Linked DNA regions of Homo sapiens: region 1 is linked to region 2. A link is a loop called in an ENCODE intact Hi-C map of the cell type or tissue named here. Cell type or tissue: Calu3. All regions are shown on one strand. Each heading gives the region's core, and the rest is flanking DNA. Links, peaks and the distances in the headings are about the cores only.

Region 1 (6,817 bases), core at 1,413-5,412, 340 kb after region 2:
CAGGTACCAGGCTTCTTTTTACTAGGAGACTTTTTATTACGGCTTTGATCCCGTTACTTGTTATTGGTCTGTTCAGGTTTTGTGTTGTTTTTTTTTTTCTGGTCCAATCTTGGTAGTTTGTGTATGTCTAGTTATTTGTCCATTTCTTCTAGATTTTCCAATTTATTGGCATATGGTTGCTGAAAGTAGCCACTAATGAGCCTTTGAATTTCTGCACTATCAGTTGTAATGTCTCCTTTTTTTCATCTCTGATTTTATTTATTTGGACCTTTTCTCTTTTTTTCTTAGTTACTCTGGCTAAAGGTTTGTTTAGTTTAACTTTTCAAAAAACCAACTGTTTGTTTCATTGATCTTTTGCATTTTCTTCATTTCAGTCCCATTTATTTCTGCTCTGATCTTTATTATTTCTTTTCTTATACTAATTTAGGGTTTAGTTTGGTCTTGCTTTTCTAATTCCTTAAGATGCATCATTAGATTGTTTATTTGAATTTTTTCTTCCTTTTGATATAGGCACTTAGAGCTATCAGCTTCTCTGAGTACTGCTTTTGCTGTTTAGTATGTTGTTTTGACGTTATCATGTTTTCAAGAAATTTTTCAATTTCCTTCTTAATTTCTTCATTGACCCATTTGTCATTCAGGAGCATATTGTTTAATTTCCATGTATTGATTTTTAGTTTTATTCCATTGTGGTCAGAGAAGATGCTTGATATTATTTCAATTTTTTTAATCTTTAGGAGTTGTTCTGTGGCCTAACATATGGTTTATCCTTGAGAATCATCCATGTGCTGAAGAAAAGAATGTGTATTCTGCAGCCATTGGATTAAATGTTCTGTAAATATCTATTAAATCCATTTGGTCTGTAGTGCAGATTAAATCCAGTGTTTGTTTGTTGATTGTCTGTATGGGAGATCTGTCCAATACTGAAAGTGGACTATTGAAGTCTCCAGATATTACTGTACTGGGGACTATCTCTCTCTTTAGCTCTAATAATATTTGTTTTATATATCTGGGTTCTCCAGTGTTGGGTGCATATACATTTAAAATTATTATGTCCTCTGGCCAGGCGCAGTGGCTCACACCTGTAATCCCAGCACTTTGGGAGGCTGAGGCAGGCAGATCACCTGAGGTCAGGAGTTCAAGAACAGCCTGGCCAACATGGCGAAACCCTGTCTCTACTAAAAATAAAAAAAATCAGCCAGGAGTGGTGGCATGCCTATAGTCCTAGCTACTCAGAAGGCTGAGGCAGGAGAATTGCTTGAACCCGGCAGACGAAGGTTGCAATGAGCTGAGATCGCACCATTGCACTCCAGCCTAGGTGACAGAGCAAGACTCCATCTCAAAAAAAAAAAAAAAAAAGCCTAAAGAATCTGTATAGTTTTCAGTTGTGAAAATTCTGTTTGGAAAGAAGAAATCACAAACACATGTAACTTTTTAATAATAATGATAAGTCATAAAATTGTGTGCATGCATATGTGTTCTTTTTTGGCAATTAATATTTTTTCTGACTGAATGAGGCAGCTTGGTGGCTCTATCCATGATATCAGAATTATTTATTACTATTTTTGGTTTTTATTGACAAAGAATATCTTTTTTCATCCATCAGTTTCCATTACTGAACACGTTGCCTGATCAACAGTGAAAAAAAGTCCACCTGAAGTACAGTGTTCTCTGTGTATATGAAAAGCACAACACATTTTCATTTATTCCAATAATAGACACAGAAGTTGCATAAATGAGTAACAAAGAGTCTTATGCAAAGTTTAGTCTTTTAGGAGACTTTAGTCTTATTTAGTCAAATACACAACACAAGGTAATTAGAGTGAAGTAAAAATTTTCTAAGAAGTCCAGAGAAAGTTCTGGTTAAAAGCCACATATGTTTTCAGTTAATTACAGAAATGAGGAAAGGTTTCTTGAAAATGGTGATTTTGTGTTTAGCCTTGAAATCTGGATCTGGTTTTGATCTGCAGGGTTTGGGGAACCTATTTTAGGAAAAGAGTTCTGCATAAGTAAAGACTCTGAGAAGATGATTATAAAACATGTTTTGGATTATGCTGATGTCCTATAACACCTGAGATTATAGTAAAGGATACACTTTACAATCAGGAACATTGGGATAATGTCCTGTAGTATTTTTGAATGCTAGAATAAGGAGTTTGCTGTGGCACTTTTGAACAGAGGAATGATGAAGTTAGAGCTATATTTATAGAAGAACCATCTGAGAGCAATGAGTAGCCTGGGATTTGGGAGTAGGAGATGTTCAGGAAACACTTGCTAGAGGAAATGATGACCTGAACAGGATCATGCCCTGAACACAGAAAGAACAGGAGGTTCAGTGAAGTCACTCTGACCACAGAATCTAGATGACTTAGCAACTGACTGTATGCTGGCTTTGAAGGAGAAGATGGAGACAAACATATTTTGCAATTTCTAGGTCAGGTTGATGACAGGATAGTGGAGCCAGAAGATTAGCTAAATTCTGAGGAAAAAGAAAGTGAAGAGCAAGTTTGATTTCAGACATCTTAATCATAAAGTCTTTTCTAATAATTGCCCAGAACTGCCACATTTCCCTCCACCTCCATCCCTACATATGTATGAGTTTTGATAATAATGAATTCTCCTTATTAACAGAGATTGATTATGGAGTTGGAGATAAAAGTAGATTGATTGTAATACATTTGATACAATGTACCCCCACTGTAAAATAATTATTAGTAGTTAGACAGCTATTCTAGGAAAACCCACGAAGAGGGAAAGAGCAACAGCTTCCTGTCTACCATTTCAGGGTCCCACTCTCCCATTCAAAAGGCCCTCTTCCAAAATCGTGAGTCCCCTAGCGTCATGGATGACATCTTCCTCAACTTTGCAAGCTCTTTTCCTGGCATAGTGCTCAGAACATAGTAGGCACTTCATAAATGTTTGTTGATTAAGTGATTGAACAATAAGATGCAAGTTATGCTTGTTCCAAAAATGAGAAAAAGATGGCCTCTCTATATTGGTTTTATGTGGCTTACTTCTTCATTACTGACCAAGACCATTGGCTCAAAAGCCTGCCGGCAGCAAACTCAAATTCTTGTACAGCCAATTGTTTTAAATATGGCCCAAGAAAGCATATTTTTTAGTCATTCAGAGCCTGCCTGCTTTGCTTACCCCAGAAACTCCACCGACATCTGTTAGCCTTAGATATGCCAGACCCTGAGGCTATGGAAGACCCAAGTCCGTGCTGTTCTTCCTAACTCTCTGACCCAGAGCCTCCCACATCGTGAGGCTGAGGGACATCACCTAGCCAGGTAACCCCCTTTCTCTGATTTTCCACTCCCCAGGGAGTTCCCTTGCTCTCTTCCCCTTTGGGTGGTGGCCCCACGCCATGGTCTCTGGAAGGTCTCCAAGAGCCCTGGGCTTCACCCCCACCTACACTCCTACATGCCAGCCTGTCCAAGCACCACACAAAGCACTTTGTGTACTGCTGCCACCTGGTGGTCATATCTTTCCCCTACCAGCCCCGAAATTGCTGCTTTCATGACATTATTGTACGTGTATGAGGGAGGAAATCTGATGTATTAAATTGCTTTTTCAAACCTATGTGTTTTTTTCTTTCTTCCTTCTTAGGAATTTCATATTTTGTCACTCACTGAAAAAATTCTTAGATCTGAAAAGCTAGGAGGGTACTTGGAGATCATTTCATTAATCCCTGTCTTATGTAGGTGAGAAAACCTTGGTTCAGACCTATTTCCATCAAATTAAATTTCTCAAAGTGACGTTTCAGAAGTAAATTAACACTAATGAATTCTAATTCTAGGATTTATACTAAGAAACTAATCATAAATAGGTTCACCTATAGAGCTTTTTATAATAGAGAAATTAAAAATCATCTGTATGTTTCAGATGAAGGGATTTGTTAAATGAAGTATAGGGCAGTAGTAGTCTATAGTGACAACTATGCAGCAGTATTCTGAAAAACTATTATAGAGTCATGTGAAATTATGTAGAGAAAAAGTGACATACAGAAATGTTCATAACATATTTTATGAGATAAAGTATAAAAACAGTAAGTTTAGTATGTTGGATTTTCACTTAAAATTTTTATATGCTTGGAAGAAGCACCAAAAATAAATATGAAATATTAAGTAGTTATCTGTTTGCATCGCAGGATTAGCTGATCCTAATTGAATTCATTTGGTTTATCTGTAGTTTCTAAATTTCCTATAATAAAAATATTAATTGCTGAATAATTAAAAAATTATTAAAGAAGTCAATTATCATGGCAAGCTGCAAGTTCAAGCTAAATGTGTTATCCAGTAGAACTTTCTGGCTGGGCACGGTGGCCCACGCCTGTAATCCCAGCACTGTGGGAGGCCGAGGCAGCTGGATCACTTGAGGTCAGGAGTTTGAGACCAGCCTGGCCAACATGGTGAAACCCCGTCTCTAGTAAAAATACAAAAATTCGCCAGGCATGGTGGTGCACGTCTGTAATTCCAGCTACTCGGGAGGCTGAGGCACGAGAATCACTTGAACCCAGCAGGTGGAGGCTGCAGTGAGCAGAGATTTCCCCCACTGCACTCCAGCCTGGGTGACAAAGTGAGACTCTGTCTCAAAAACAAAAACAAAAACAATAAAAAACTTTCTGCAGTGATGAAAATGTTCTGTATACCTACATTTCCTATGCCATGTGGCTACTGAGCATTGGAAATGAAGCCATTGCAACTGAATAACTGAATCTTTAATTTATGTAGTCACAGGCAGCTAGTGGCTACCATATTGGTTAATGCAGGATAGACTAGGTGGTAGTTGAGAACAGTCATAGCGCATTAAGAGTGATCATAATTAGTCTAGATCTGCTACTGTGTATGCAAATGTGTATGTTTTTCTTGACTAGCTTCCCCCTAAGTTATTATACCATAATTTAGGATAAAGTGTACCAATAAATGATGACATGAAACCATCTATGTAGAGGTTTTTTTGAGAAACAACTACTTCATCATGTGATTTATAAGGAAGATCCATTTATAAATGAACAAGGAGAGTTCGTCCAGAAATTACATCTTCCTTGTTAAAAAACTGTTCATTCTTTTCCAAGATCATGCAATAGTCCAGAGGTAGAACAAGAACAGCTAAAAGATCAATCTGGATTCTGCTAACCTGGCAAATTAACCCAACTTTTATCATTTAACTTTATAGATATACTACCTACTTAAATATGCTGAATGCTAGACTTACTTATATAATAGTAGTGTAAATTGTCGCTTAAGCTTCATTTTTGTTACTAAAGTTGTTATGTTAAATTTTGTGACCAAATTCATACCCTCCTTCCATAATTTAAGAATTTGCCTCTCAGATTGACATTCAGACTTGTGATATCCTCATTCCTCAGACAATGCTTCATCAGCACCCAAGATAAATCCTTATCTGAGATATGTTGCTTCGTTTCTTGCTTCGTGACTTAACAGACCCGTTATTTGTGTAAATGAGCCTTATTGGAATACAATGAGCTGCCTATCTGCTTTCTGGAAAATATGAAATAGATCATTTACGCAGCAGTGTGCTCACAGTTCTGCGTTTTGATACTATTGTTATTAGACTAACAGGTTCATGTGCCTGCTCTCAGACCAATACACTGAGACAGCAGAGAAAGTTTAATGATTACGAGGCAGACCAGTGGTAAGATGGGAGGAGACTCTTAACTCCATCTCCCTGAGGTGTTCTGGGCTGAAGTTTTTAAGGGGATTATGGAGAGTAAGGGGCTGGAAAATTGGAGTCATTGATTGGTTAGGGTAAGGGGCATGAAATCATCAGGATGTGGAAACTGCATTCTTTGGTGAGTCAGCTCTTTGTGGTATCCTTCAGAGCAGCTGGTGTTAGTAGTTTTACTGGTACAGGGGAACTGAAATCATATCTCAAATTGAAAACTCAATATTTCACAATGCTTCTGTTATCTATAGAGCAGTTAAGAAAAACGATAGTCTTATGACAAGGTCTAGTGATTCTGGAACGTTAAGCAGCAAACAATTATAAGGAAGCTGGTCAAAGAGCAGGCTGACCTAATGATTAATGTGACTATGCCGAAAGATTGGTTTATTTTTGTTTTGTTTCTCCACCTCCCTTATTTCCTGAGTAATTTTATAAAATTTATAGGGACAGTTTCACTTTTAGAACCAAAAATTTCTATTACTAGTTTACTTAATTGTGTAGACTTACTTTTCAATAGATAGATTCCAGAGTGCTTTCCTTTATATACTTATTTACCTAATAAAGCAAGCATACTGTATTGTGATGAAAAATTCTGGAGTTGTGATGAGAATAACATTAAGTATTAAGATGGTAAGTTTTTCAAGTAGAAATTTTCTGGGAGAAATCCTCACAATTACAAGGAATATGGAAGATATACAGCTAGAACTATGACTTTTTTGGCTTTCAAGTCCAAGATTATTTATAACAAATTAGAATTTTTTTCTGAAGCTAGCAGGCACAGTTACTAAAAGAGGAAGAGAAATAGAGTTTGCAATTCAGGCTGGAGGGAACCAAAGGAAGCCAGCGAAATAGGTCAGTTTAACAGCTTGTTGCTATACCAATCCTTTAGGAGAATAATCTGAAAGATTATTTACCCAGTCAGTGAAAATAAATTCAACTAAATAATGATAAAATACTGTGTACTTTGTAAGTGGGATTTGGAAATAATGGCATACTCTAAGCAATATTCGAGATGATCAATATAACAAATATTTTCTTTGTTTCTATTTACTTGCTTTGAATCCACAATCAATATTTTACCCCACCAGAAGCAGATATTGAATCATGTTTAAGCTGTCTTTGTGTTATAGGA
Region 2 (6,817 bases), core at 1,614-5,613:
GAATATTGAATTAGGAATAATATTTGCCTTGTATGCATTGATTAAACCCTAATCCTCTCTTTCTATATTGCCAAACCTGAGGCAAACCAAAGTATTCCTCACTGAAAACATCACTCATGATTCTTAAGGAAACACTCAGATATTACAGTAGGCTGAAAAATGTTCCCTTCTCCCCAAAATATTCATGTGCTAATCTCCAGAACCTGTGAATGTTACCTTATTTGGAGAAAGGGTCTTTGTAGGTGTGATTAATTTAAGGATCTGAAGATGAGGAGGTTATCCTGGATTAACCAGTTGGGCCCTAAATGCAATCACATGTATCTTAGTAAAAGAGAGGCAGAGGGAGATTAAAGACTGACACAGGAGGAGATAATGATGTGAAGATGGAGGCAGAGATTGGAGGAATGCAGCCATGAGCCAAGGAATGCCAACTGCCACTAGAAGCTAGAGGAGGCAAGCGAGAATTCTTCCCTAAGAGCCTGCAGAGGGAGCATGGCCCTACCAATATTTTGATTTCAGACCTCTGGCCTCCAGAATGGTGAGAGAATAAATTTGTGTTGTTTTTAGCCACCAAGTTTGTGGAAATTTGTTACAGCAGCCACAAGAAGTGAATATAGATGCCTTTAGACATTTCTTTAGTATTTATTGATTGCAACTTCATAAAGTCAAGATAATTTCAAGGCTAAGTTTTATGGCTGTATTATTCAAAGCAGTTCTATCACTAACCAAATTATGAAGTTTTGAGTGGGGCACGGTCTTCTTTTTACAAAATAATTCGACTGTTTAGGTACCTAGCACCTTCATGCAAGTGTGACTCAGTGTATACATAGGGGAGTTATGTCAATGTAATTTTAATATGAATGCTTTACATTGCACAAGGCCAAACCCAATAGAACTTTCCAGGAAGACAAGTCTTATCTTAGATTCTATTTCTCAATTTTTCAGGTTAGATGAGAGTGGTAATCTTTTTGAGAAGGAAAGCACAACATATAGGTGGTCATACAAGATAGATGGTTACCTTCTCCGTGCATACATACAGCCCTGATTCTCATGAACATAATTCATATAAATAGTAAGTTAGGACATGTCTTAACTTTGAAGTTGGGATTATATTAAACTCAAGGGGGACACAAAAACGATTGGATGAGCAAGTGAAAAGCAGACCTCCTGGTGTGTGATTTCAGACAATTATTGCAGTCCTTGTTTATTGCCTCTTACTAATTAGAAGTTTCAGCACACAATCTTTCAGCTGTACTTGAGCAGAGGGGCAGGAAAAATTCATTAGCAGTTCAGTACTGGTGATGGCAGCCCTGTGGGATTGCAGTACAGGATAAAGTGAAGTGACGGAGCCTGTGAGGATTTGGAAGTTTCATGTAGGCATGGAGACACAGATTATTGGTGATATGGGTTCATTTGCATAGAGCAATTTTCCAGTTCCTAAATCCTGAATGCAGAATACCCATTTGGACTTGTATGTCCTGCTTCGTAGGCATACACCTTCCACTCTACCATGGGCTGACATTTTGTTGGAATAGATTTTTCCCCTTACCCTTAAAAAAAATTTCTGTGGTACTGAAAAAAAATCAGCTTCTCATTAATTAGAGTGCTCATGTGTCAAGAAAGAGAATCTAGTAGTAATAGAAAAGTTGATTCATAGAAGAACGAGTCACAGGTGGGAGGAAGAATATATTTGTATAGATTTTATGCTGTAGGATATTTACATGTCTAATAGAGTTAAAAATAAAAGTAAAATTTTCTCTTTACCATAAGCAGGTAGGGTTTTGGCCTGTTCCTTAGTGATTTAATCAGGATGCATAATGTATCACATGAAAAACCAAGAGCTGAAGAGCATAGTTAAGAGTTTTTCTTTAATATTCCATTGATATTAAGACCCTGCCTTCCTCATCCCCATCCTTCTGTTAGGTGAAAGGCTTCATTCATTCATCCATTTCTTCAACAAACATTTCTATAGTAGTAGCGTGAGGCATGTGAGGGACAGAAGTGAAGAGTCAGGAGAACTGAGCTATGGTGGAAGCACAGACATGCAGAACCTGGGTGGGACTTGGCAGAGTGACAGCAGCCAGGCCAGTGTGCAGGGAGGCGCCAACTTGAAGGTGCTGAGAGCTGATGGGTTCTGGAAGTTTAAATGGGAGGAATTCAGGGACAGGCTACAGATTCAGGCAGCAGCCAGATTATAAACCCAAATCAGGATTTCGTGTCATAACCCTGAAATATCCTAAAGTGTTTTACATTTTTCTTTAAGACTCTCAAGCTTTTTAATAACAAGTTTTGTTTTTCTAGTAGCATCTATTAACATTCTTTGTAATTCTCAAGGGATATAACTTGGAAATGATTGGACAGTGTAATAGTCTTTGCTGTAAAAAGAGAGTAAGATCACTCCTGTAATCCCAGCACTTTGGGAGGCTGACGCAGGCAGATCACTGGAGGTCAGGAGTTCGATACCAGCCTGGCCAACATGGTGAAACCCCATCTCTACTAAAACTACAAAAATTAGCCAGGTGTGGTGGTGCACACTGTAGTCCCAGCTACTCAGGCGGGAGACTAAGGCAGGAGAATTGCTTGAACTCAGGAGGTGGAGGTTGCAGTGAGTCAAGATCACACCACTGCACTCCAGCCTGGGTGATAGAGTAAGACTCCGTCTCCAAAAAACAGAGAGAGAGTTAAGAGCCATCTACCCCAGGTGGAGAAAACACCAATAAACATTATTGCATAGATTTTGAGAGAGGGGCACTGGATTTTCTATTGAGCGTGCAACAAGCCATTTCCCTGGAAGTAACTCTCATTTTCACTTTGTACCAAAAATAAATTCTAAGCCCTCCAACCAACTGAATGAACCCCTCCTATTGATATGGGAGTTAAAAAGAAATTACTTAGGCAGATAGTGACGCTATGGAAGTCCTCGGTAAGGTTTTCCTTTTAATGAAAAGCAGCCCAAAAACATTTTCCTTTTTAACTAAGAGCAGCCTGTAAAATCGAGCTGCAGACATAGATGCTGGCAGTTGTGCCAATCATGTTCAAAATGGCGGCTCCATCTTCCCTTTTCTTTGTCAGCCACGTGTATAATAAGGAGCAGACAAGGTGGCACTGGCTGGGGGAAGTCCATTTGCATAATAAGATTAGGGTGGAGTGGCCAGTCTTTCCCATGTGCTATGTAAATGTCACACCTGATTGAACCAATCTGTGGGCCCTATGTAAATCAGACACTGCCTCCTCAAGCCTGCCTATAAAATCTGGTGAACTCCTTGGCTGGTGGCCTTTTCCTCTGGGAACCCTGTCTCTCACTAGAGAGAGAGCTGTTTTCCTTCTCTTTCTTCTGCCTATTAAACCTCTGCTCCTAAATCCCTTGTGTGTGTGTCTGTGCCCTAAATTTTCTTGTCGTGAAGCTATGAACCCCTGGTATTTACCCCAGACAACAAAGCTGCTTCACTATGGCCAAGGAGATTCCAAAGAAACCTGAAAATCTAGTTCAAGACATGACAGGAAGAGGAGGTGGACTTGCCTCACTATGCCCTCCTCCCTTTGGAATTCAGGCACAACTGACCAGCATTAACATAAAAATAGAGATCTTGGCAGGGCACAGTGGCTCACACCTGTTATACCAGCACTTTGGGAGGCTAAGGCGGGTGGATCACTTGAGGTCAGGAGTTCGAGATCAGCCTGGCCATCATGGTGAAACCCCGTTTCTACTAAAAATACAAAAAATTAGCGGGGTGTGGTGGCGCGTGCCTGTAATCCTAGCTACTCAGGAGACTGAGGCGGGAGAATCACTTGAACCTAGAAGGCAGAGGTTGCAGTGAGCCGAGATAGTGCCACTGCACTCCAGCCTGGGCAACAGAGCGAGACTCTGTCTCAAAAAAAAAAAAAAAAAAAAAAAAGATCTTAAGACTGACAAACAGACTCTTTGTAGCAATAAGATACCAAATAGATACCAAATTCCAATCTGACTCTAGTAGAGCATCACAGGACAGATAGCAGGCTCTGAAAGAAATCAAAGTATTTTGTCCCAAATATAATCCTTTGTCATATTTTGAAATGGCCCTGCAAAGCTGTCTCTTGTGGGGAAAACTTACATTCTGTAGAGAATCCATTTTTCTCTATAGGTCTTTTTCTGATCCTGAAGAGATTAGCTGGCAGTCTAATACCTTTTAAGGGTCTGAATAGGAAACATTTGTCATCTATTGCCTCTAAGGGTGGCCACCTATCAGATTTCATCTACATAATAAGACCTTTGGTCTCCACAGCCCCTTATCTTAACCCAGACACTTCTTTCTATTGATTACAGGTCTTTAGACAATAACTTAACTTGTTCAACCAATTGCTAATTAGAAAAACTTTGAAACCACCTATGACCTGGAAGCCCCCACTGCGAGTTGTCTTGCCTTTCTGGACCAAACCAATCTATATCTTACATGTATTGACGGATGCCTTATGTCTCCCTAAAATACATAAAACCAAGCTGTAAGCCAACCACCTTGGGGGCACATATTTTCAGGACCTCCTGAGGCTGTGTCATGGGTCATGGTGCTCACATTTGGCTCAGAATAGATCTCTCTAAATATTTTACAGAGTTTGGCTTTTGTGTCAACAACTTACAGCCTTTCCACCTCCCCCAGCCCATAAAAATTACTATGAAGAATAAAAAAACCATGACATAAAAGGGCAATGCTCCTACATTCTTCCCTGATGCCTGAACCCTGCTTATTTTCATGACTGAACTAGGAAATCCTACAGCTCTGGGTTTGGGTAATCTGCTGATGACAATTACATCATTAGCTCTACTAAAGCTAAAGAGCGTATTGCTTTTCTACCATGTGTACTAACAACTGCTTTCTCATTAAATCATCTCTTTTTATAATTTATTGAAAAACAAATAAAATATTCCAATTTTCTTTAAGGTTTAAATATTATCTGTGTTTTACAATTGGTTTCCTTCCCCCCTCACATGCCTTTGAATAAAAATTGAAACTTTCGTTTAATTTTTTTCCAGTAAAGTAAAAATCATCTAGTCTTTTCAGTAAGATGTGGAATGTACTATATCTGTTAGTCAAGAAGTATGTAGTTGGGAAAAAGAAAAACACCTAATTCATATGGGATGTTATTTTCAGCTTGGTGTTTAAGCTGTGCATCTCCTTTAGGCTCAATCATATGATAGACATTGTCTGTAGAAAACAATTAGGTTTTTTTTGACATTTAGGATTTTATTTAGTTCTTTGGTATTGAAAGTTAGTACTGAGAAGGGTCCCAGAGAACATTAATTCAAAGGAAATGAAGCAAATTGTGAAACTTGTGTCCAATCCTCTCGTCACATTAGAATGATCTTGGACCCCTCTCCTCCTCTTCCTTCCTCTTCCAATATCTGCTCCCTCTTCCATTTAAGCTTTGCCCTCTTCTTTTCTTCCTGGTGGGCTTAAGAAGCTTGAGGTGTTCAACCTTGGCTTTCCTATTTCCTATTGCAGCTGTTGGAAGGTAGCTAGAGAAGAGCTCATCACAGCAGTATAAGGACAATCTCTGCTCTTGTACGCTCAGGTAATTTTGTTTGTTTGTTTTTGTTTTGAGATAACCTCGCTCTGTTGCCCAGGCTGGAATGCAGTGGTGTGATCTTGGCTCACTGCAACCTCTGCTTCCCAGTTTCAAGCGATTCTCATGCCTCAGCCTCCCAAGTAGGTGGGATTACAGGTGTGTACCACCAGGCCCAGCTAATTTTTTAATTTTTATTTTTAGTAGAGACAGGGTTTTGCCATGTTGGCCAGGCTGGTCTTGAACTCCTGACCTCAAGTGATCCACCCACCTTGGCCTCCCAAAGTACTGAGATTGCAGGCATGAGTCACGGCACCCAGCCAGCCCAGGTAATTTTAGTACAAATTCCAGAGGACAGAAATGAAGAGATTAGTATAAACTTAAACTCTGCTACTAACTAGCCATATGCCAAGCAAATCATTCCATTGAAAGCGAGTTTATCTCTGTCACTAAACAATTGTGTGGCCTGCTTTTGGTAATTCCCCTTTGAAATAAATTTAATGGCTGCCTAACTTCATTCATTTATTTATCCATTGAACAAGTACTTATAAAATAACTATTATGTCCCAGGCGTGGTTGAAAAGTTCTGGGGATGCAAAAATGAGTAAAAGCAATATAGTTCTGCCTCCAGGAAGTTACTTTCTAGAGAGGAGACTTTAAAATATTGGCAAACAAGGGTTTTCCCATTCATTCCCATTACATTTTATCTCCTCGCTGTGGTTTTAAATTTTGTATCTTAGCAAGCACAGCTGCTGACATTGACTTTTTAAAAGTAAATGAATTAATATTAATATAAGAATTTACTTTTGGAATACCTTCTTTTTTTTAAGGAAGAATTCCTATAACTTCTATATCTGGAGATTAGCATTCTTGCTTTACATATGAAATGGTATTTTATTTTGTTTAAACATTGTGATATCACAGATATCTGTGTGTTTAAACAGTGGAACATCACAGAGTCTGAGAACAGTCTTTTGGTGTTTCTTTTTCTTTGTAGATTTGTCATCACACATATTAAATATTATCCATCTTCTAGGTAATGCTTAATAAAAGGAGATGATTGTCTTTGACATTTGCCCTGGCATAGAATAATATTTTAAGCTGAAATCATGACAAGGTTTTACAGTTCATTATATTTTACAAGAACTATCCCATATTGTATGTATCACTGTCTATAACATTTAATTCCAAAGATTTCAATTCAAATAAGATCCTAAACATAGAGACTTGGGGAAGAAAACCAAACAGGCAAAAAAGAGTTTGATTATTGTAATGCATC

Evidence for each region. Peaks named below come from ENCODE experiments on the same cell type or tissue, not always from the same donor. Only the 100,000 strongest peaks of a DNase experiment are listed, where the experiment ranks them.
Region 1: a loop joins it to region 2, with 2.9 times the contacts of the local background. A loop is called at or near these places in 1 of 110 quality-filtered maps.

What each region holds. Positions count from the first base shown.
Region 1 is chr13:36,417,211-36,424,027 of GRCh38, reverse strand. No RefSeq gene overlaps it. Among named protein-coding and RNA genes, the nearest start is that of CCNA1, 12 kb to the left of the region's middle. In Calu3, for the core only: a CTCF peak has its summit at 3,446 (motif pointing left); a DNase peak (open chromatin) is centred at 3,447.
Region 2 is chr13:36,758,787-36,765,603 of GRCh38, reverse strand. All of the region lies in intron 1 of LOC102723490 (a long non-coding RNA gene), which reads left to right. Among named protein-coding and RNA genes, the nearest start is that of RFXAP, 57 kb to the left of the region's middle. RefSeq lists enhancers at 2,877-3,381, 3,382-3,887. In Calu3, for the core only: no CTCF peak of the experiment used is centred there; a DNase peak (open chromatin) is centred at 3,543.